Regions from separate parts of the Homo sapiens genome. Here region 1 is linked to region 2. A link is an interaction called in ENCODE POLR2A ChIA-PET data of the cell type or tissue named here. Cell type or tissue: Panc1. All regions are shown on one strand. Links, peaks and the distances in the headings refer to the core of each region. The heading gives the core; the rest is flanking DNA. Region 1 overlaps CTBP2 (C-terminal binding protein 2). Region 2 holds the start of LOC105378543 (a long non-coding RNA gene).

Evidence for each region. ChIA-PET counts read pairs that join two places held together with the same protein. Peaks named below come from ENCODE experiments on the same cell type or tissue, not always from the same donor. Only the 100,000 strongest peaks of a DNase experiment are listed, where the experiment ranks them.
Region 1: POLR2A ChIA-PET joins it to region 2 with 25 read pairs; 3 of 35 experiments call an interaction of 5 or more read pairs at or near these places.

Annotation. Positions count from the first base shown.
Region 1 is chr10:125,080,094-125,090,467 of GRCh38, forward strand. All of the region lies in intron 2 of CTBP2 (C-terminal binding protein 2), which reads right to left. Among named protein-coding and RNA genes, the nearest start is that of MIR4296, 52 kb to the left of the region's middle. RefSeq lists enhancers at 1,458-2,286, 2,287-3,114, 4,771-5,598, 7,255-8,081. In Panc1, for the core only: no CTCF peak of the experiment used is centred there; DNase peaks (open chromatin) are centred at 3,608, 4,298 and 4,928; H3K4me3 peaks cover 2,305 bases; H3K27ac peaks cover 2,209 bases.
Region 2 is chr10:125,488,395-125,498,768 of GRCh38, forward strand. It overlaps LOC105378543 (a long non-coding RNA gene), which reads right to left and starts at 5,760. Exons shown (of 3, transcript XR_007062331.1): 1 at 5,446-5,760. It overlaps LOC124902521 (a long non-coding RNA gene), which reads left to right and starts at 5,753. Exons shown (of 2, transcript XR_007062332.1): 1 at 5,753-5,881; 2 at 6,395-7,004. In Panc1, for the core only: no CTCF peak of the experiment used is centred there; no DNase peak of the experiment used is centred there; H3K27me3 peaks cover 3,818 bases.

The DNA of each region.
Region 1 (10,374 bases), core at 1,129-9,128, 410 kb before region 2:
CTGCAAAGTGCACAAATCATTTTAACAGAGTATAAATTTAACTACCATGAAGGCATTTTATACTCTGTTTAACTTCACTGAGGGGCCCATATTTTTTGGAGAAGATAAATCATGCTTCCATATAACTTGACTTAGGGGAACAGCAGTCAAAACTCACAAAGAGAAATACACCCAGTTTCCTTGGATTAGGGGTAAAAAAAAAACACACACCCACACCGTCAACCAAGACATCTGTCACCCGTACCTCTTACCAAGCAGTGGTAGCCACCAGTGCACCCAGCCCAGGGCAGGTGGGCTAAGTGAGGGGCTGGGCCATGAGAGTGCACTCTCCTCTGCCCCTGGTCACTGTCCTCTGGCCGTTCTGGAACAATGGGGATTGAGCGCTGTCGACCTGACAACACCCCTAGCATGGGAGGGCTGCCACCTGTGCCATCTTGGCTGTCATCATTGGAAACACAATCTCCTGTGGATCTTTTCTAAAAGGAGCTCCAGGCCCCACTGCCAAAGGGTCTCCAGACGCACATAAGAAATTTAAAAAGGGGGAAAAATAGTCACGCAAGAAATCCATGCATACAGCAGCTGAAGTCATCAATTATTTATTGAATGAGGGAACCTTAGCCATGGCCCATCTGGAAGGGCCAGACTTAGGTCTCAAGCTGTGCCCTGCAGGTCAACAGCAGGAGCTCTTCTGACCTGATAGGAGTCTCTGAACTCAACTCAGGGTCACAGGAGTGCACTTTTAACGTTCAGTGGAGGCAACTGCACATGCGTCACCTCCACAAATTAAGGGCACAGCGCTGCCTCCCACATCCCATACCCAGACCTGGTATGTTACGATGCACAAAATCATGTACAGGACTTAAAAAAAAAAAAAAGGAGATTGAGATAATAGCTTTACAGTGGAGAAAGACGGACTCGATCTTAGCCAAGTGATCAAAGTTAACCCCACCAATAATAAGATAAATTCACATGATGTGCCCTCCTAATCCGCTGTGCTGACAACAACAGTGGGTCCTGAGCATTCCCGCCCAAAGTGCCCAACTCCAATCAGGAAAAAACACAGGACAAACTGAACTGAGGGCCATTCTACAAAATGACTCATCTGCTCTCTTCAAAAACATCAATGTCATGGTACAAAGGAGGACAAGAAACGGTTCCAGATTAAAGATGACTAAAGAGACAAGGAAACCAGAGGCAACGCAGAATCCGAAGTTTCTTTTGCTATAAAGGATCTTATTGGGACTACTGGCAAAATCAGTAAGATCTGAATATTAGATATGATTATCAATGTTAATTTCCTGACCTTGATACTTGTCTTATGTGAAAGAATGGGCACTGTGTTTAGGAAAAATTAACTCCTCCATCCCTAAATACTTTAGCCTTATATATTTGCAAATATCTCAGAGGGATCTGAAGATTATATACTCTGTGCGTGTGTTTCTGTATATGAGAGAAACACAAGCAAATGTGGTAAAATGTCATTTGGAGAGGCTAGGTAAAGGGTAATTAGAAATTCTTTGTTCCATTCTTACAACTCTTCTGTAAGTCTGTAATTATGTCAAAAGAAAAAGTTAAAGGGAAAAAAAAAATAGACATGAATGGCCACAGTGATTGTGTTCAAGTTTTAGAATCAAGATTGACTGATATTTTCCCAGAGAACCCAAATTTTTGCAATGTGATTTCATTACTCTTTAAGGTAAACTACCAAAAATAAAGTAAGAGTCACAGCATGTCAGGGGCGCTTCAGATGGAAAGACAGGCGGGTCAGGCAGGGCAAGGTCCCAGGCCTCCTTCTGTCTCTGCTGTTGGCTGCTGCAGAGGAAGTGGCCACCGAGAACCCACCCTGTCTCTACCCAGGCTCAAGTATCCAAACCCCAGGCCAGCATGGTCAGCGCTGCCCAGGGGCAGGCTCTGTACCTGCTGCTGTGTGCCAGAGAATTCCACACGGCCACAGTACAGTCCAGAAACCAGCCAGAACCAGCCCGTGGGCAAGGGAACAGACCTGAAAGTCACAAAGCTTGGCGTGCCCTCCCTGATGGCCCAAGGTCAGGGCTGGCCACGCCGGAGCTGGGGGCTGCCCTCCTCCCCCCAGGCAGCCTGTCTCTGCAGGCCGGCTCCGGGACACACTGTCTTCAAAATCCCCATCCATGCTCCTTACAGCCAGTGGACAGCCTCGCCTTGGAGATGTGGCCAGATGGGCTGCCTCTTAAGTCCTCGTCCATGCTCCTTACAGCCAATGGGCAGATTCACCTTGGAGATGCTGCCCTTCTGGCCTCTCTCTGGAGAAGACAAAAAACTCAGTAACTTCCCCAAAAAGCTCCTGCTTTATGTACTGAACTTGTACTTCCCACTAAAATCAATTATTAATAAGATTTAATAGGCCTCTTGCCTCAGGTATCATTTCCAGCTAATTTTTACTCCCCCATGAGGAGAGTATGGTGGCTGCACAAGTCACGTTTGCACACTGTATCCATGATCATTCTGCCAGCTTTCCTCTTTTTTTTTTTTTTTTTTGAAACAGTCTTGCTCTGTCGCCCAGGCTAGAGTGAAGTGGCATGATCTCAGCTCACTGCAACCTCCGCCTCGTGGGATCAAGTGATTTTCGTGCCTTAGCCTCCTGAGTAGCTGCGACCACAGGTGCACGCCACCACACCTGGCTAACTTTTTGTATTTTTGGTAGAGACGGGGTTTCACCATGTTGGCCAGGGTGGTCTCGAATGCCAGACCTCAAATGATCCGCTCGCCTCGGCCTCCTGAAGTGCTGGGATTATAGGCGTGAGCCCCTGCACCCAGCCTTTCTGAGAATTTTCACAGGACATATGTCCAGCAGGCCTCGGCATTACCTTCTACTCCAGAAAATTCAGCTCAGAAGCCAATGCTCCAGGAGAGGGTTTCCCAGAGCACACCAAGCAAGATTTAAGTGCCCTCTCTCTCTGAGCCAGCACAGGGTCCATCTCTCTGGGGGGTTGGTCCCCACCAGACTGCAAGTACTGGGAGGGGATGGTTATCCCCTTGGCTCTGCAGCCAGCGGCTGCTGCAGAACACGTGTTGGACTAAATAAAGCTAGACTTAAATTCTGCCTTCACGTCGCAAGTTTACATCTGACACCAACAACGTAAGACCACCAGGGCCAGCACGCATTCTCAACATACTTTCCAAAGCTGGAAAAAAGCACAGCCAAGTCACTCAGAAAAGCCTCTCTTGATTTGGCTTCTGGATAAAAAAGAGTCTCCCTGTCGTGCCAGATGGGGTCAACTACTCGGTGAAAACAGAGGCCCATTCCACAGGCACCACTGCTGAGCCTCTGAGTTCCCAGGACAGGGCTGTCCGAGGACACAACACTGACAGCCATGTGCAGACCCCCGACCTGGGCGAGGATACCGCCCTCTGAGACTCAGTCGCCTGTCTACAAAAAAGGAAAAGATACCACATTACCGTGACCATCTAGTCTAATGAAAATGCCACCAGGATCAAAGACCATAACGCAAAGCCCTCTGTTTGCACCTTAGTCCGAACAAGCACCCAGGATACACTCGCTGTTGTTTGTTTGTTTGTTTTAAGGCAGGATCTCACTCTGCCTCCCAGGCTGGAGTGCAGTCTTGACCTCCTGGACTCCAGCCGTCCTGCCACGTCAGCTTCTCAAGTAGCTGTGACTGTAGGCACGCACCATCACACCCAGCTAAAGTTTTTTTTGTTTTGTTTTTTTGAGACGGAGTCTTGCTCTGTCATCCAGCTGGAGTGCAGTGGTGCGATCTGGGCTCACTGCAACCTCCGTTCCCTGGTTTAAGCATTTTTCCTGCCTCAGCTTCCCGAGTAGCTGGGATTAGAGGCATGCGCCACCACGCCCAGCTGATTTTTGTATTCTTTAGTAGATATGGGGTTTCACTATGTTGGCCAGGCTGGTCTAGAACTCCTAATCTCAAATGATCTGCCCGCCTTGGCCTCCCAAAGTGCTAGGATTACAGGTGTGAGCCACGGCGCCTGGCCCCAGCTACGTTTTTTGATTTTTTGTAGAGAAGAGAGCCCACTATGTTATTTTATTTTTTGTAGAGATGTTATGTATGTTGCCCATGCTGGTCTTGAACTTCTGAGCTCAAGCAATCCTCCTGCCTTGGCCTCCCAAAGTCGTGGGATTACAGGTGTGAGCCACTGTGAGCCCAGCCGGCTGCTGTTTAGAAGTGCATCACAAAGGATGCCTTGAGGGGCTTGGGGAACATCTCAGGGAAGAAGCTGCACGGAGAACGGTCCAGTCATCCTTCTATTTCGAGCCAACAGCAGCCCCGTGGAAGGAAAGGTGACTAAATGAGAAGGAATGTGACTCAGAGGGAGGCGCTCTGGAGGCCTCTGTGCCTACCCCAGGAGGGGCTGGCCTCTAGGTGGAGTCCCTACCAGTCCGGAGGCTCCCGCCCAAACCTTCCCCATCCTCTCTGGGAAGGGAGGGCGTGAGGAGGTGGTCCCCTGGAAGCCACCTCCCCAGCCCTGAGGTTCACACCACCTCAGTCTCAGGGGTCCGGGGGTGGCCCCAGTTAAAACATGGGTTTCCAGACCAGTGAAGCACTCAGAAGCACAGCCCTTCTCCTTGCCCGTTCTGTGTCCCCTGGCAGAGGGTGGGTCTGGTATCTGTGTAGCAGGTCCTGACCCCACCCAAGCAGCAGCAGTGTCCCAGCACCCCCGCCTTCCTGACCCACCGGCACTCTTTCCCACCAAGACGCCTTGAGATCCCCAAAACACGTCTCCACTGCTGCCCCAAGTCTGCCCCCAAAGGTTTGGCCTTCGCCACCTGTTACTGCCCAGGCTTGACACACAGCCATGAGTTCCGCCGTCGCCACGTCAGCAGATCTCTGCCAATGTGTGCCTGCCCTTGAACATTTCCCCCAGCTCTAGGCAAACAAAGCCCTCTCCTTAGCAACAGCTCACTGGGCAAAACCCAAAGATGACCCGACCTGGCGCACCTCCAGCACTCCAGGTCTTGGCTCATGACCATGGGACTGCGACAGAAATTACCTTCAACCCTCACGTCACCACCCATCACCCAAGCTGCGACACCAATACATCAGCAGGAGAAATGAGGCGGATTGCAAACAGCTGCCGAGTTCCAAGATAAAGAGTTTTATTTTGGTGGCTAAGGGGAAAAGTAGAGAAAAGCCGCCAACATTTTTACCAACAGCATAATTATATGAGAGAAAACTCCCTCCTTTAAGATTCCTACGCTGCCCTGACAGCAATTTAAGCAGCTGAGAAAAGATGGTGAAGACAAAGTCATTACGGCAGGATCCCGTCTCCTTCCTGTACACACGCCTGACTCTCTGTAATGACAATGAAAGAAAGCTCTGCGGGCATATGGCAGGGGAGCCACCTCCGTGTGCAACAGCAGTTGCATCAAGTCTTTAGTGCAGGATTTAGCTGTCTTAAAGATCCTATTAACCAGAGACAATTTCCATCCCAGGCTCCAGGCAGAGCTGGGAGCTTTCCTTCAGAAACGAGGGCGAAGAACCTCCAACAGTAAGTTTTCTGCGGGCGCTGGAACTTCCAGCCCAAAGCCTTCAGCAAATCACTCCATGGGGAAATCTAGTCCTGTCAGCTTTAAACTGGCCACCTTGCATTAACAGGGACTCTCGCAGCTGGGGTGTGGGTAATCTCAATGCACAGCTCTGCTACTATATGAGTTCACTCAAATGATCCCCTTGTTTCTGCTCTTATGCCTTCCAAGCCATTTTCCAGAGACACCCAGGAGGATTCTCACTGGAAACTGAAATGTGATCCTAGCCCAGTGTCTGGAAGCTCTCCAGCAACGCCCAGTGCCTTCGTGGTCAAGATCCGGGTCTGCCCTCACAGGGCCACAACCGCACTGGCTCCTGCCCTGGGTACAGCCCCTCGGCCTCCAGACCTTTCCCCAGATGCCCCATGGCTGGCCTCCTCCTGCCACGCCAATCTCAGCCTCCCCACAGAGAACCACTCCCTGTGTTCTCACCAAAGGGTCCCCTCAGTCCAAAGTATCTCTCTGGTCTTAATGTTTGTGTCCCCCTGCAAATTCCTATGCTGAAAGCCTCATCCCCAAGGTGGTGGTATTAGAGGGTGAGGCCTTTGAGTGGTAATTAGATGATGAGGGTGGAGCACTCATGAACGGGATTAGTGCCTGATGAAAGAGCTCTTTTGGCCAAGGCTCGGTGGCTAATGCCTGTAATCCTAGCACTTTGGGAGGCCGAGGTAAGTGGATCACCTGAGGTCAGGAGTTCGAGACCAGCCTGGCCAACACAGCGAAACCTCATCTCTACTAAAAATACAAAAATTTGTCGAGCGTGGTAAACTTTGATCCAGCAATCCCTGTAATCTCAGCTACCCGGGAGACTGAGGCAGGAGAAAATACAAAAATTTGCCAAGTGTGCTGGTAATCGGCTGTAATCCCAGCTACTTGGGAGGATGAGGCAGGAGAATCGCTTGAACCTGGGAGGTGGAGGTTGCGGTGAGCCGAGATCACACCACTGCACTCCAGCCTGGGCAATCGAGCAAAATTTTATTTAAAAAAAAAAAAAAAAAAAAAAAGGAAGATCTCATTTGACCCTTCCACATAGCGAGAGAGTACCGTCTCTGAACCAGAACTTGGGCCCTCATCAGACATCGAATCTGCTGGCATCTTGGTCTTGGATTTCCCAAGAATTGTGAGAATTAAATTTCTGTTGCTATGAGCCACCTGCTTATGGAATTTTGTTATAGTAGCCAAAGCAGACTAAGACAACATGCTCTCCACTTGACACTGAGAAAGCCAGGCCCTCAGGGAGGGGGCTCCGCCTCTAGAACACAAGTTCAGTGGGAGCGCGGCCACTGCACCTGCGGATCCTGAGGAACAGTCCACGACACACACGTGCGCCCACACACACGATCTCTGAATGGATGGATGACTGAGTCTGAAGAGATCATGAGCCAGCCCTGATTCTTCAGCCCTAACTTCAACCTTGAAAGGAAAATTTGGGCAATTTCTTTCTTTTTTTTTTTTTTTTTGAGACAGAGTCTCGTTCTGTCACCCAGGCTAGAGTGCAGTGGTGTGATCTCAGCTCCCTGCAACTTCCAACTCCTGGGTTCAAGCGAGTCTCCCGCCTCAGCCTCCCGAGTACCTGGGATTATAGCCTGCCACCATGCCCGGTTAATTTTTGTATTTTTAGTAGAGACGGGGTTTCGCCATGTTGCCCAGGCTGGTCTTGAACTCCTGACCTCAGGTGATTCGCCCACCTCCAGCTCCCAAAGTGCTGGGATTACAAGCATGAGCCACCGCGCCCAGCCAAGGGACATTACTTCTTAAGTACAGAAGCATCAGTGAAGGTCAGTGGCATGATGCGCTGGGCCGTCCTCCACAGGTTATTATAAAGAAGACATCCATGAGGACGAATGTCCACACCTGCCAGGAAACACTCCCCCAGTCCCCCTGAAGGGCAAAGGTCTGTCTTCCAAAGAGCCTGGGCCTGCTCCTTTTGTCATTCTACTGGCCCAACACCCACTCACATGTCTCTCATCCCCCCACTTAGTCCTCATTTTCTCGAGTCCTTCAGTTTGACCAACAATCAGACCCCACATCTAGGAGTGTGCTGAATAACTCAGCTTTGTTTAAGCACAAGAGGTCTCTGGGATGCTTCAACGCCGACTCCCACAGCATGCCACAACATGCCTTGTGGCCAGGCGGCCTGACTGCAGCTCACAGCATGTACATGCTCTCTCTCACTGGTGGACAGCTTATGTGGCTTTACAAATTTTCTTGATTTACAAGAACTGTGCTTCCTTGTCTCCCAACCCAGTTCTGCCCTCTGGAACCGGTTGCCTCCCCATTTCCTGGAACAATACTCCAAGGACAGGTGCTTCTTCTCTGGGCTCAGCAGCCTCGGGTGCCTGAGTTACTTTCCTGCACCGTCCATTCCCACCTCCTTCGGTGAGCTCTTCAAATGGTCAAGGCACAGCTCACATCCGGCCCTGGAATCTGACCCAGGACGCCAGCCCACAGAGAACTGTCCAGGATGCTTGAGAGCCTATGGAGCCACCAAGAGCTAAACTGAAAAGGGACAAAAGATCACAGGAGATCCTGTCAAGACAACTGTAACTGGTACGTACTGTGCGTCGGAGATACTGTACGATGTCATTCAAGAAGCTCACGGAACAGCACTGCAGTCGGCAGGAGTAACAACAGAACCAGGATAGTGGAAGGAAGTTGGCAAGGGGCGTGGACCGCTGTGGGGGATTCTAAAGAATGAAAAAGGGATGGGAGCGGGATGACCTGTGCAGTTAGTACAGATGATAACCATGACCCCAAATCAAGAGTTATAAACATACAAAGAATGTCTCTTTACCACTCAAACGATGACAGGAGGCATCAAGGCAGCCACTTCTAATACCCGCCATGCAAACTGAGGGTTTTCTTTGATGCTGCTGGTCATCACTCAATCAGCCTCAGAGCATGCCATTTATCAATCAATGCAATGGACAAGCTGAAATCACCCCGGATAACCTCAGGATTGATCACTATTGCTCATTACCTTCTGAACTGCAGGGAATGAGTCCACATCACCTGAAAATGTCTCTCTCCTGGAAATTACACAGTAAGTGTTTCCGTTGGCTAGAAATCAATAGCCCTACTCAACGCCTAACAATTGAGTTTTGTTAACGGGCATACAAAAAGAGGGCGAAGATCACACCCTTCATACTTCCCACTTCTCACCACTGTGTAAACCCACCTGCCTTCAAGAACTGCACCAAATTCGGAGACCTAGTTGGGAGATGAATGCCCCAGAGCTCTCTGTCCTCCCAAAGAGAGTTTCATTATCAGTTCTTCCAAGCCAAAGATCAAGATGAGATAAATACCAAACAGAACCATTTCACTTTCTTCATGCATCACGTGTGTCTTTTACTCTAGCTGGGATTCACAAATTCGGTTGCGAAGATATAAAATCAGTATCAGAGACACAAAAGCCATGTTCTAATTTCTTTAATAGGGTAAGAATAACATCTCTCACAAGTATATTTGTCACTTATGCCTCAAAACAAGCTGCGACCTACATAGTATTTCAGAGCCGTATGACATGCTGCAAACATTTTTTTACTTTAAAAGACGTGCTCTCGACAATAAATTTTAGGCGAGAATAAAAGTTGCTTTTTTCATAAGTGTAAAGGAAAACAAACATTACCAATGGGATTTTGTTTTTCAACATCTGGAGATTCTAAAGTACCAGAGGTTGACACAAAAACTTTAAATCAAAGTAATGAAAATGCCTGACAGAATCAGTGAAATTATTTTGTGAAAGAGCCGACCAAACTGGATGACAGTTGAACTTCCGAAGTCACGGTGTGGCTCAGGGGGAGCACAGGTGTCTAGGGGAGGGGTCAACCTGGAGCTATTAAAGGACCCTTTTGTCAACCTAGAGCCTCCAAGAACAGTTTCTGGCCACTGTTTGGGCTGTTTCTCTTTCTGAGTCTACACATTTGCAAAGTGTGCAGATCAGGCAGGCACAGCTCAAAGTGGCTGAACACACCCAGAAGGACCAGCCAGAGAATGTAAGATGTGCAGGCGAGAGCAGCTGGGGAGAAAAGGATGCTTCCAGGAGGCGGAAGCTGGGCAGCTTCCAGGACTGAACTACACATGCATTTCCTGCAGAGTCCTAGCTCAATCCTTGACACACAGCAGGGACTTAATAAATGTCTGCTCCATAGCATACACTACTAGTATTTGCCATCCAGCTGACCAAGGGAATGGCCTAATGGGTGGGACCATGTCACAGGAGGGTTCTCATCTTGGCCTCTGTTGGCTCAGTTTCATATGCCCCTCCCCTGGAAGTCTGCACACTGATGTTGTCCTTGGGAACACTTCCGACTAGGCTGCACCCTTCGTGTTTGCTCCACTGGTGGGAACCTGGGGGCCAAGGGGCCCCAGCAGTCAGCACCAATGCAATAGTCCTTGAAGATCACGGCCAAAGCTATACTTGCTCTGGACAGGTAACTCCCCCTTTCATGGGCAGGGGTGGTAAAAGGAGCAAGCAGAAGCAAAAAGGAATTTTCCTCTAAAAACAGAATTGCTGAAAGGCACTTAATAGAGGGATAGGGGCCAGACACGGTGGCTCACACCTATAATCCCAGTACTTTAATAGGAAGAGGCTGCGGTGAGCCGAGATCATGCCACTGTACTACAGTCTGGGCGACAGAGAGTCCCTGGCTCAAAAAAAAAAAAAAAAAGGTTGGGGGGATGGGATTTGGCTGAAACATGAAACAGTGAAATGCAAAGAATGTATCATAACTGAATATGTATCATAAACTGAATTACAGACTTAAGATATTTTATGTTTATAAATGATTTCATAGAAAAAATATGGAATAATAATGGTTATTTAAAAAAAAAAA
Region 2 (10,374 bases), core at 804-8,803:
GACTTGAGATATGATATAATATGATAAAAATGAGCCAAAAACTCATCTGTGAAAATAAGCACGTGCAAATGGAGAATCAAGAGCTTGGGGAAAAAAACTTGCCCTCACTAATATTAAAATATATTGGAAGTTTCAGCATTTTAAAAAGTGCCATACTGACTCAGGAATAGGGAGAAATGCCAGTAGGTCAGAATACACTGTTCAGAAAAAGACTCAAGTATATATAGAAATTTAATGTACGATAACAATGGCATTTTAAATCAATGGGTAAAAGATGGATAACTAAGATGGTTAGCCGTTGGGAAAACATGAAGTTAGATCCCTATCACACTGTTTACACTGAAATAGATTGTAGATGCTTCAAAGATTTAAATGTAACAATCTAAAACTACGAAAGCACTAGAAGAAGACATGAGTGACTTATGCAATGTTGGCATAGGGAAGGCTTTTCTGATATAGTGAGAAAGCTAAAAATCACATAAAACTAGATAATGAGGCTCCCTAGAAATGAAAGATGTTTGCACAATAAAAAAAATGATAAACAAAGTCACAAGATAAAGAATAAGCTGGGGAAAATATTTGTCACACATATAGGATAAAAATTCATGTCCTTTGTAAAAACGAAGAAGATGTGAAAAATCTCAAGATCAACTTGAATAGGAAGTGACAGAAGGGGCGGTAGGTAAAATTCTTCTAGATTGCCACTGGGCAATGCTTTTTCACATATCAAACGTGCACACTCCAGCCTAGACAGTCCAGTTCTAGAAACCTACTCTCTAGAAATATTCACAAAAAGTGTAATATTGGTTACAATTTTTAAAATCTGAAAAAATCCAAATGTACATTAATAGGATATTGGTTAACTAAATTGTGGTATGTACATACAATGGAATACTCTGCAACTACTAAAAACAAAAAAAGTAAATCTATGTGTGTGGACATGGAATTGTTTAAGATAATTACTTAAGTGGAAAAACATTACGAAGCGACATGATCGCATTTTTGTAAAATAATTGGAATATGTATATTTGTAGAAATTCAGAAAAGGACCTTGAAAGATTATACATCAAATATATATCAATCTGTTATAAGGATGATTTCTGAGAAGTGGAAAAAGAAAGTGGAATTATGAGAGGTATCTCTATTTTATATCTTACGTTCATATCTAGTTCGAATGTTTTTACAGTTTGCATTACACCATCAAGAAAAATAACAATTAAAGTTCAGAAATAACAATTGTTAAGGTTATTTTCTCACTTCCATATTCATCATTATTAGCAAAATAAAATTTTCCAGCATAAAAAAAGGCAACCAACTTGACTGATGCACCAGCTGAACGAGTTCAGGATCATGGGCAATCTCCCTCTTCAGTCCAAGTGTGAGTTCATTCAGAAAGGACTTCCAAACACGGGATTTAGAGAAAAGCCCCAGGGAAAACCATCGCAAACTCCCCCACAACTTTCTTCCTAGCCCTTCACTCTTCTAACAGGCTGAGGGTGGCCTTAGCCAGGAACAATGAGTGGCGAATAAGTGGCTTTGGACAGGAAGTTGCCACTCCAATAGGAAACTTGGCAGCCAAACTGAAGCGATGGAAGCTTTGTGAAGTGAAGAAAGCCCACCAGCTGTGGAACAATATGGGCTGCTGTGGTGTAGTGAAAAAGCACTGGATTTGGGATCATAAAATTGGGGTCGGGGATCCATCCCCCTTGATGATTGAATTTGAAACTCAGATAAGGGCTTTGAGCCTCACTTTCCTCCTCTGAAAAGTGGATTCGTGGTATCTATCTCACAGGGCTATGGTGAAGATTCAATGTAAATATGTATACGGAATGCTTTGTAAATAGTAAGACAGCGTACACGTGCAAGTGGTCACTCTACCACTTGTGGCGTGTGTTAGCTAGTAGAAGCCAGTGGTGGGACCATCAATTTCAGCTCTTGATGACCATGCACATCCACAGGGCTAGGGTTGCCAGAAAGAATACAAGACCCCTAGTGAAATTTGAATTTTAAATAAGTAATGATTTTTTTTTAGTATGTCCCATGCTAACTGAGCATAGCCAGCATTTAGTTTTAACTATTTCTTATTGTTCTCTCCTCATTTCAAATAAATTAGATGCATCTTCTCCACTATTTTGAAAGCCCCAGGGGAGTACAGATCATAGCGTATATATCTTGGATGCTCCAGATGCCTGAACACTGTCATGCACAGAACAAGTGCTAAATAAACAGTAACTAGAGCAATGCGTTCGTCATTAGCACTAATACCTTCAGAGTTTGAATACACATCCTAATATCCACGGGTCCCTCTCTCTCATCTGACTACTGCACACATGTGAATCTGCTGGTGCTCAGGAGTTCAGGTACTGGCCTTAAGTGGGGAAGTTAAGGAAAGAAAGTCTCCAAGACCTAGCATGATGCAGACCTGCTTGCTCCTACACCAACACAGTAAGTCTGGGATGTGACTGAATCTCCCAGAACTTGTCTTAAAATATTAAAATCCCTCCTATACTTTGAGTCCTGCTTTATGGTTGTGATTCGCTATGAGATAAATAGAAATTTTTAGACTTCATTTATGTAAAAAGAAGAAAGAGAATTTATGCCTTTAAAACACAGAAAGGAACTCAAGTTTGGCTGGGTTTGGGGCTACTGGATTTTGAAAAGAAGGCAGCATTTCCTAAACACTGGTCCCTGTCATTCTTTCTTACTTGGCTCTTTCTTGCTAAACTTTTCAATGAGGACTTGGAGCTGCCGTGAATGTCCCTGGGTTAAAAGAACATATTAAATCAGTATTTGGTAAGAAGGGAGGTAAAATCCCCAAAATATAGGAGTAACTCTACCCATGGACAAGATGACAATCTAGATGCACTATACGTAATCAATGGCGTGTTTTTTGGGGGAAAGATACAAAGCTTTTTCTGGAATTCTTTGATAAAATACACACTTGAACCACAAAAAAGGAAATGTGACAAGGAAATACTTTGCATATTGAGTTGTGGCCATGGTTATGGAGGAGTGTACACCATTTCCAATTAAACAAAGAAATAGGCAGCAGAAAACACTTTAAAAAGGAAAACCACGGAGTCTCTTTCAAAGAAGAGTGGAATTTTCACTCTACCTTATTCATTAAAGTTAGAAACTGCCATCCCTTTAATGAGCAGCCTGAGGGTGGAGAAATTGTCTTGAATAGCTATATTCCAGGGAGCACTTGGCATCATCACTGAAACATAGTGTGGGATTGCAATTGTGTGGGGTTTTTTTTCCCAGTGAATAGGAAGCGATCAAAGATAACATTGCCTGAGAAAGAATTAAAATAGTGTAACATTGCATCAAGTTATAGCCAATGCCAATCATTATATGGATGAATGAACAAGATCCTTTAAATAATGGTATAGACGTGCTGTGGCATTCAAAATATAATGACCAACTTCGGGGGGGTTCAAATAAAAACGCAAAAGCATGTGCCCACTCATCTGGCCAAAACAGTGAAGTATAAGCACGTCTCTTTAAATAGATCTGCAAGCCATATCCTTCATTTACATCATCTATAAAACACTGGACTATAGGAAGTAAATTAATTCACAAAGACTGCCACAGAAATTTTATATTAGCAAGGCGAAATGCTATCTATGACGAGACTAGGAAAATTAGAGGCACAATCAGAAAAAATAAAGTAAAAGGGATTTATATAATTACAGTGTGATCACCTTTCCCTCTGTGAAAGGACAGGAAAGGAAAGCACAATGCAGGAATTGAATTCATCATTGTGTGGATGAGAGCTCCTGGCATATAATGCTAGACAGAGCTATTTACTGGAAAAAGTGTTGCTTTATTTACATGCTAAACAGCATCACCTTCTAGCTTCAGAAGACTGACAAATAACAGCATAGCAAGGAAGAGAAAGAAAAGGCAATCTTCCCTACTCCAGACAGAATTGGAACAGGATGGACACATATTGTCACCAATCCAAACATCTTGACCCCATCGCTAGAAAATGGAATCCCCAGCTTCTCCAAACATCTCCAAAGAGATCATCTTTGCTTTTTTGGTTACAAGAATGATAACAAGGAAACTCGACTCTGCATCCAATAGGAGGGATGAGAGCAGGGAAAAGAAAATCAGCACACTACTTAGTCTAGGAAATCTCCACAGCACAACTCTTTCAAAAGATGGAAAAAATAAAATTTAATCTGTGACAGAGGATACAGAAATGAGTCCAAATGCACCTCCTTGTGCCCTTAACCAAAATAATAATAATAATAATAATAATAATAATTCGATCTAATGAACAAAGAAAGACTGGCTGATGAATGAAGTGAATTGTTTTAATGCAGTAAACAGGAGGTCTGAATAAAGAGATCAAAGGAGGCCAGAGTGCAATGCACCCACAAGTGCAATTGCTCCCCAGGGAGTGACAAGAATAAAATTGCAAGATTTTGCTCCAAGTTACAGCCAGTGGTTCTAATCTAGTTGTCTATGCTAATCAAGGCACAGCCTTTGAGCTTCCTCCAAAAAGATTTCACTTTTTGATTTAGAAAATAATGCTTGAACTTGCAGTTGGTATTTATAAATTCTGACAGATACCAGGAGGGGACATGAAAGCACTGTGTGGGAAAACAAATAAAATACCCAGGATATCATTCTAGCCTTTCCTATTCTTAGTTATGAAAGCTTTGGCAAATAATTTTATCTCTGGGCAACTACTTCTAAATTTTATGCATTTACCTTGTCCTAAATATTTGTATTTAACAATAATTATAACACCAACAAATATTTTTCTTAAACACAAACAAAAAAACTAGACAGAAGATTTACATAACAACCTGTATTGACAGAATATCCATAGTTTTCATTTCTCATTAGATGTTTATTGAGTGAGATGAAGGCTTTAAGATTATCTGGGTAACATTTACTTATATTACTTAAAATTTGTTAATGAGACTATAAATAGTTGCTTGGACAGAAATGAAAAATACATGTTTGCATGACTCAGTTTGAATTTTGGTTGAGATGAATTTTGGTTGAGGGACAGGGATGGTGAAAAGCTCACAGGGAAGCACACTGGAAAGTGTGGTGATGCGAATGCCAGGTAAGGAAAGAGGGAGCTGGTTCACTGCCTAGAATCGGCCATGTTTCCTTTGCAGATTCCAGCATATTGAGGGCTCAGTTAGCAGCTCTGCAGAGGGTGGACATTCACCAAGGATGTGCCCCAGGAGGAAATAAGCCCCACCCACCCCACCTGGCAGCTGACCCGGGCTGCATGTATGCCAGCGAGCATAGGCATTACCCAGTAGCCATTATGCTATTATCTGGCTGCCATTGCCTTTTAGTAATTACCCAGCAGCCATTGCCCTGCAACCATTACCCAGCAATCATTGCCCTGCAGCCATTGCCCTGAAGCTATTACCCAGTGGCTATTACTCAGCTGCCATCCCCTGGCACCATTACCTGCTGTCATTATCCATCAGCCATTTTGTGTGGGTCTCCAGCGACCCAACGTGGAGCTGCTGCCACTGTGCCCAAGTTGCACTGTTGCAGGAGAAGCTGGCCGCAGTCTCCCTTCCTGACCCAGAAATCCTTTATGGCCATAAGGCCCAGCACAGGGGCCTGGGCCATGCTCCTGGAGGGAGCCAGGTCATTTGCAGGAGGGATCCTTGACTTGGGGAATGACAGGAGGCAAACAGGAAGTGTCCTTTCATGGTGGGTGAAGGATGAAGCTGATAAAAGCCTGACCACCTGGGCAGTTATCCAAGGCCCAATCTGGAAGAAGCCTAAGGGAATTCTGGAATCCCTGTGGAGTTCTAAAGGGATTCAGAGACTGTTTTATTTACCACAATACATCTCACTTCTGGGGCTGGACAACTACTTTGCGACACTGGTTTGAGTAAGACAAACTGCCTAGGAGGATGGGTTAACTATAAGATTCTGCTTTGCCCAAGTAGATGTGCCCTGGGCTTTCCAACCCCCATCTGTCTGCTGGCCCACCTCTACTCTTCCTCCCTGCTCAAACATCATCTCTCATCACCCCCACCACCCCACCCCACCTCACAGTGCTGTCTTACCTATAATGCAAGCCAAAACCTTTATGAAATTGTGCTCTGTGGTGGAGGAAGAGGACTTGGAAGAGTGTGTCACTCAATTGTACCCCAGCCCAGAGCTCTATCACTCTCATGTAGGTAGGACCAGGACCAGGGATTGGTCACCCTGGTATCAAAGGTGTCCACCTCTGAGGCTTGGAGTGAAGCACGGTCCCAGAGCAGCAGGAGACCTCATCCACACAGCAGCTGGAAAGGAAGGGGAGGGACATGGCACATATCACACGGTTTTTCTGACTCTGGGGGGGGTAGAATTAGAGGAATCTGCTTTGTGACTGTCATTGTGGTTATTTTCTGCCCAGGCTGTGTGGCCTGGGAAACGTGGATAACTGAAGCTGCCCTGGCACGGCAGAGCTTGGACGTTTGACAGACAATCACTGGCAAAGAGACCGTGGGCTTTGGGAGCACATGTTGTAAACAGACCCCTGTTTGTGAAAGTGCTTGTGGAAGGTCTTACATTCGGCTTCCTGCGTACAATGAGTGACTTAGGCTTCAGAACCCTGGACCAATCCAAGGCATCATACATTCCCAAAGGCTCAGTAGGTCTCTCCTTTTCACTGGATTCATCAGTGGCTTGCTGAGTTTTGTTCTGGCTAAAGTGTTCACATAAATGAGGTCACCAGGCATGTTCTGAAGCGGTGGAAAGACTCCTGTGAAGAAATCAACAGAAACTGGATTTGTTCCTGTTAATGAAATTTCAAAATCTACGCCAGATCTACGTACAAATCATGGACTTGAACTATGTCCTAGAACAGCATAAAAAGAGGAAAGGTTTTAGGTAGAAATATAGCACTTCCATGCTGGATATAGAATTTCATATCGGAAGCCTTAAAGTTACAAGCTTATCACAATATTTTCAGTGTTGAATGATTATGTGAATAAAATGGTGAATTTATTGTTTCGTTTCTGAAAGAAACTATTTTACATCATTTATACACTTTAGGTAAGGTCAATTTTGTGTGTGTGTTTTATGTCTTTGGGAGAAGGCATTTCTAATGAAAACGAAATTCACAAGGAGAACTCCATAAGCCCAGGTTCCAAGAAGCCCAGCCTATGCGCTACAGCTTTAAAACAGCATGCTTGACGGTGTTTTTCAGGTTTGATTACATCCTGTGATCTGCATTGTTGATCTTCAAACAGACAGAAAAAGTGGAGAGGCATGTTGGAATTTCAGCATAAACTCCATAGTGTAGTGAAGAAAGACTGTTATTATACAGACTTATTTTTTTCATAATGCAAATTATGGAAGTTAAAGTTTGAGAAAATCCTTTTGGCTAGTGGGGATATTTGCAAAGGTCAGAGAGGAGCAGTATGAGCTAATTAAAAGAAAAAAATAAAGATTGAGAAGCTCTCTAAATATTAGATATTTTATCTACTAAAAAAGGAACTTAGGTAAAGAAAATAATCATATAAAAGAATAAAATATGATACAAACTGATGGAAACTTAACTCATATCTGACATAAAAACTCCTCACCAACATTGTGTTAGAAAACTTCTGATAGACTGTGGTACCCAAGATTTCCAAAATTAAGGCACTAAGATAATGAAATTCACCTTTTCATCCCTATTTTTAGACCAAAATAAACTTAAATTTAAATTTGAAAGCAGACAGGTATTCAGAACCTTAAGACTGTGATTTTATTCTGAATAATTGCCTTTTATTTTCAATGCCTATTGTGTCTTTACTGTACCTCATGTCACAATTTAATCTCTCTTTAAACTTAATTTAATGCCTAATTTAATCTCAATATGACTGCTAATAATTAAGAGACCTCATGTTGTGTAGCTTAATGTTTGGTTGTGTTGGTCATGTATACATGTCATGTGCGATATTGTTTCATACCATGCAATTTAATGAACAGCATCACTTGATATGTTTATTTCTGAAGAACAAGAAACCAAGCCACCATCTTTTGAGAGTCAAAACATAGGTTTTCATGGTAATGTTATGAACAGCAAGATTTTATATGTACAGAGGTCTACTTTTAGTATCTGTACAATACATGTACAACTGTACAAATCTCTAGATCATGTGTACCTTACATGTACAAATCTGAATATTATATGCATGAATCCGAAATGGTCATTTTGTAATTACAAGTTACTTACTTGGATTAATAATTTTTGTCAGTAGTTTTCAGCCCTCTTCCCCTTTTTATTGTTGGCTAAATCTTTCAGAGTAATTCTTCTTGGGAGCCCTATTTGCAAAACAGATCAGGATGGCTCTGCTATGAGCCAAGTGTTTGTGCGGCCAGAGATGGAGGTGCAGGGACTGCAGGTGGCCTTCTAGGTTCACTCTCAATGGCCTTTAAGCCCTTTCATGCAGCCCCTAGTATTTCTGGAGCACAAGGTGGAAACTGTTGGCCAATGTAATGTCCTACATGCGTAGAGGGCTTCCATATATATTACAGCATTTCATTCTTCACAACATTGTCCAGTGTCGCTCCATTTTACAGATGAGAAAACATGTGTCCATTTTCCCACAGCCATGTGGGATCAGTGATTAGATATAAGACTTAAACCCAGGCCTTCTGACGACTGTTTTTCCCTTTATTTCATAGTCTATGCCAATAGAAAATATGCTCAGAGAGTCTCCGAAGGAGCTTGAGTAGAGAGATAGGATTTTGGTAAAGCATGAGTGTTTCTTAATGTTGTCCTACTTTAGGAGACATGACTGATGGTATCACGTCATGTGGGTCATGTTCCTGTGCTTTGCCCAGATTACCAACTGCAGAGTGTTTTGAGATGTGTGTAAGCCCCGGCCTGCCAGCTGTAAACCTAACCCTTTCTCTCCCACTTGAGTAAGCGTATTGCAGTACAGAGTATGAAGGAGATGTTATTATCTTAATCTATTTTTGTTTATGAACAGTTTACAAATTTCAGGACTTTAATTATTAGTGGAAACAATTGCTTTTCATCATCCTAGTCGAGAGGCTTTCTGTATAAAGAAGTAGAATTGGTGATCAGCATCTTGTGAAATAATATTAGAATCAAAAATTACCTTGGCAGAAGAAGAGAAGACCCAACAGGAGCCAATGAAAAAAGGGAAGTTAAGAAAGAAAGACAGGCCAGGCATGGTGGCTCATGCCTGTAATCCCAGCACTTTGGGAGACCAAAGCGGGTGGATCACTTGAGGTCAAGAGTTTCAGACTCTTGGCAAAACGCTGTCTCTATTAAAAATGCCAAAAATTAGCAAGGCGTGGTGGTGCATGCCTGTAATCCCAGCTACTTGGGAGGCTGAGGCATGAGAATCGCTTGAACCTGGGAGGTGAAGGTTGCAGTAAGCCGAGATCTCGCCACTGTACTCAGGCTGGGCAACAGAATGAGGCCCTATCTCAAAAAACGGAAGGAAGGAAGGAAGGGAGGCAGGGAGGGAGGGATGGAAGAGAGAAAGAAGGAAAGAAGCAAGCAAGCAAGCAAGGAAGCAAGCAAGACTGCCTGAATATAAGATGAGAAGTGTTTGAAAGAAAGAAAAGAAGAAAGACTGCCTGGATATAAGATGAGAAGGGTTTGACATAACTGGAATTAACACAGCAACCAGAATCATAGCGTTTCACACCAGTTAGTGATTTAGCACTTAATTTTGCACGTGGCAAATACGTTCAATTGAGCATTCATTCAATGTTCACCAAATGAATTTTCCCAGTTCTACCCTCCTTTCCTTCTGAGTATTTAGAAGGATCCTGGAGTGGAGGAAAAAGGAGCCACAGCTTAAGACCTTTGAGAAGAAAGTAGAAAGGGAATGTTATGTCTGTGGAAAAGAAAACGGAGGTTTCAGTTGTACCATTTTGAGGAGAAAAATGACTAATGATGGGTTTGAAATCATCCTTTCTCAGTCTTTTAAAGGGTAAGACAAGGCATTTACATGAGATGCACAAGAGAATTTTCTGATGTTGAGAGTGGCAAACAAACTAAGATAAAAGAGCAAGTGAAGCTAAGAAGAGAAAATTCTCATGTGTCTAAACAATTGAAGTGTGTTCTCGAAGGTAAGGGTGTGGACCAATAATCCCCATTGGAACTCACAGAAGGTTTTGACTCCTATGACCATCACAATACAAGATAAGTTTTTTTTCCTTTTTCTTTTCTTCCAACTTTTATTTTAGGTTCAGGGGATACCCGTACAGGTTCGTTACATGGGTACGTTGCATGCTGCAGGGGCTTGGTGTGTAGCTTATTTCATCACCCAGGGAATCAGCATAGTACCTGAGAGGTAGTTTTTCCTTCCTCTCCCTCCTCCCACCCTCCACCCTGAAGTAGGCCCTGGTGTCTTTGTTCCCTCT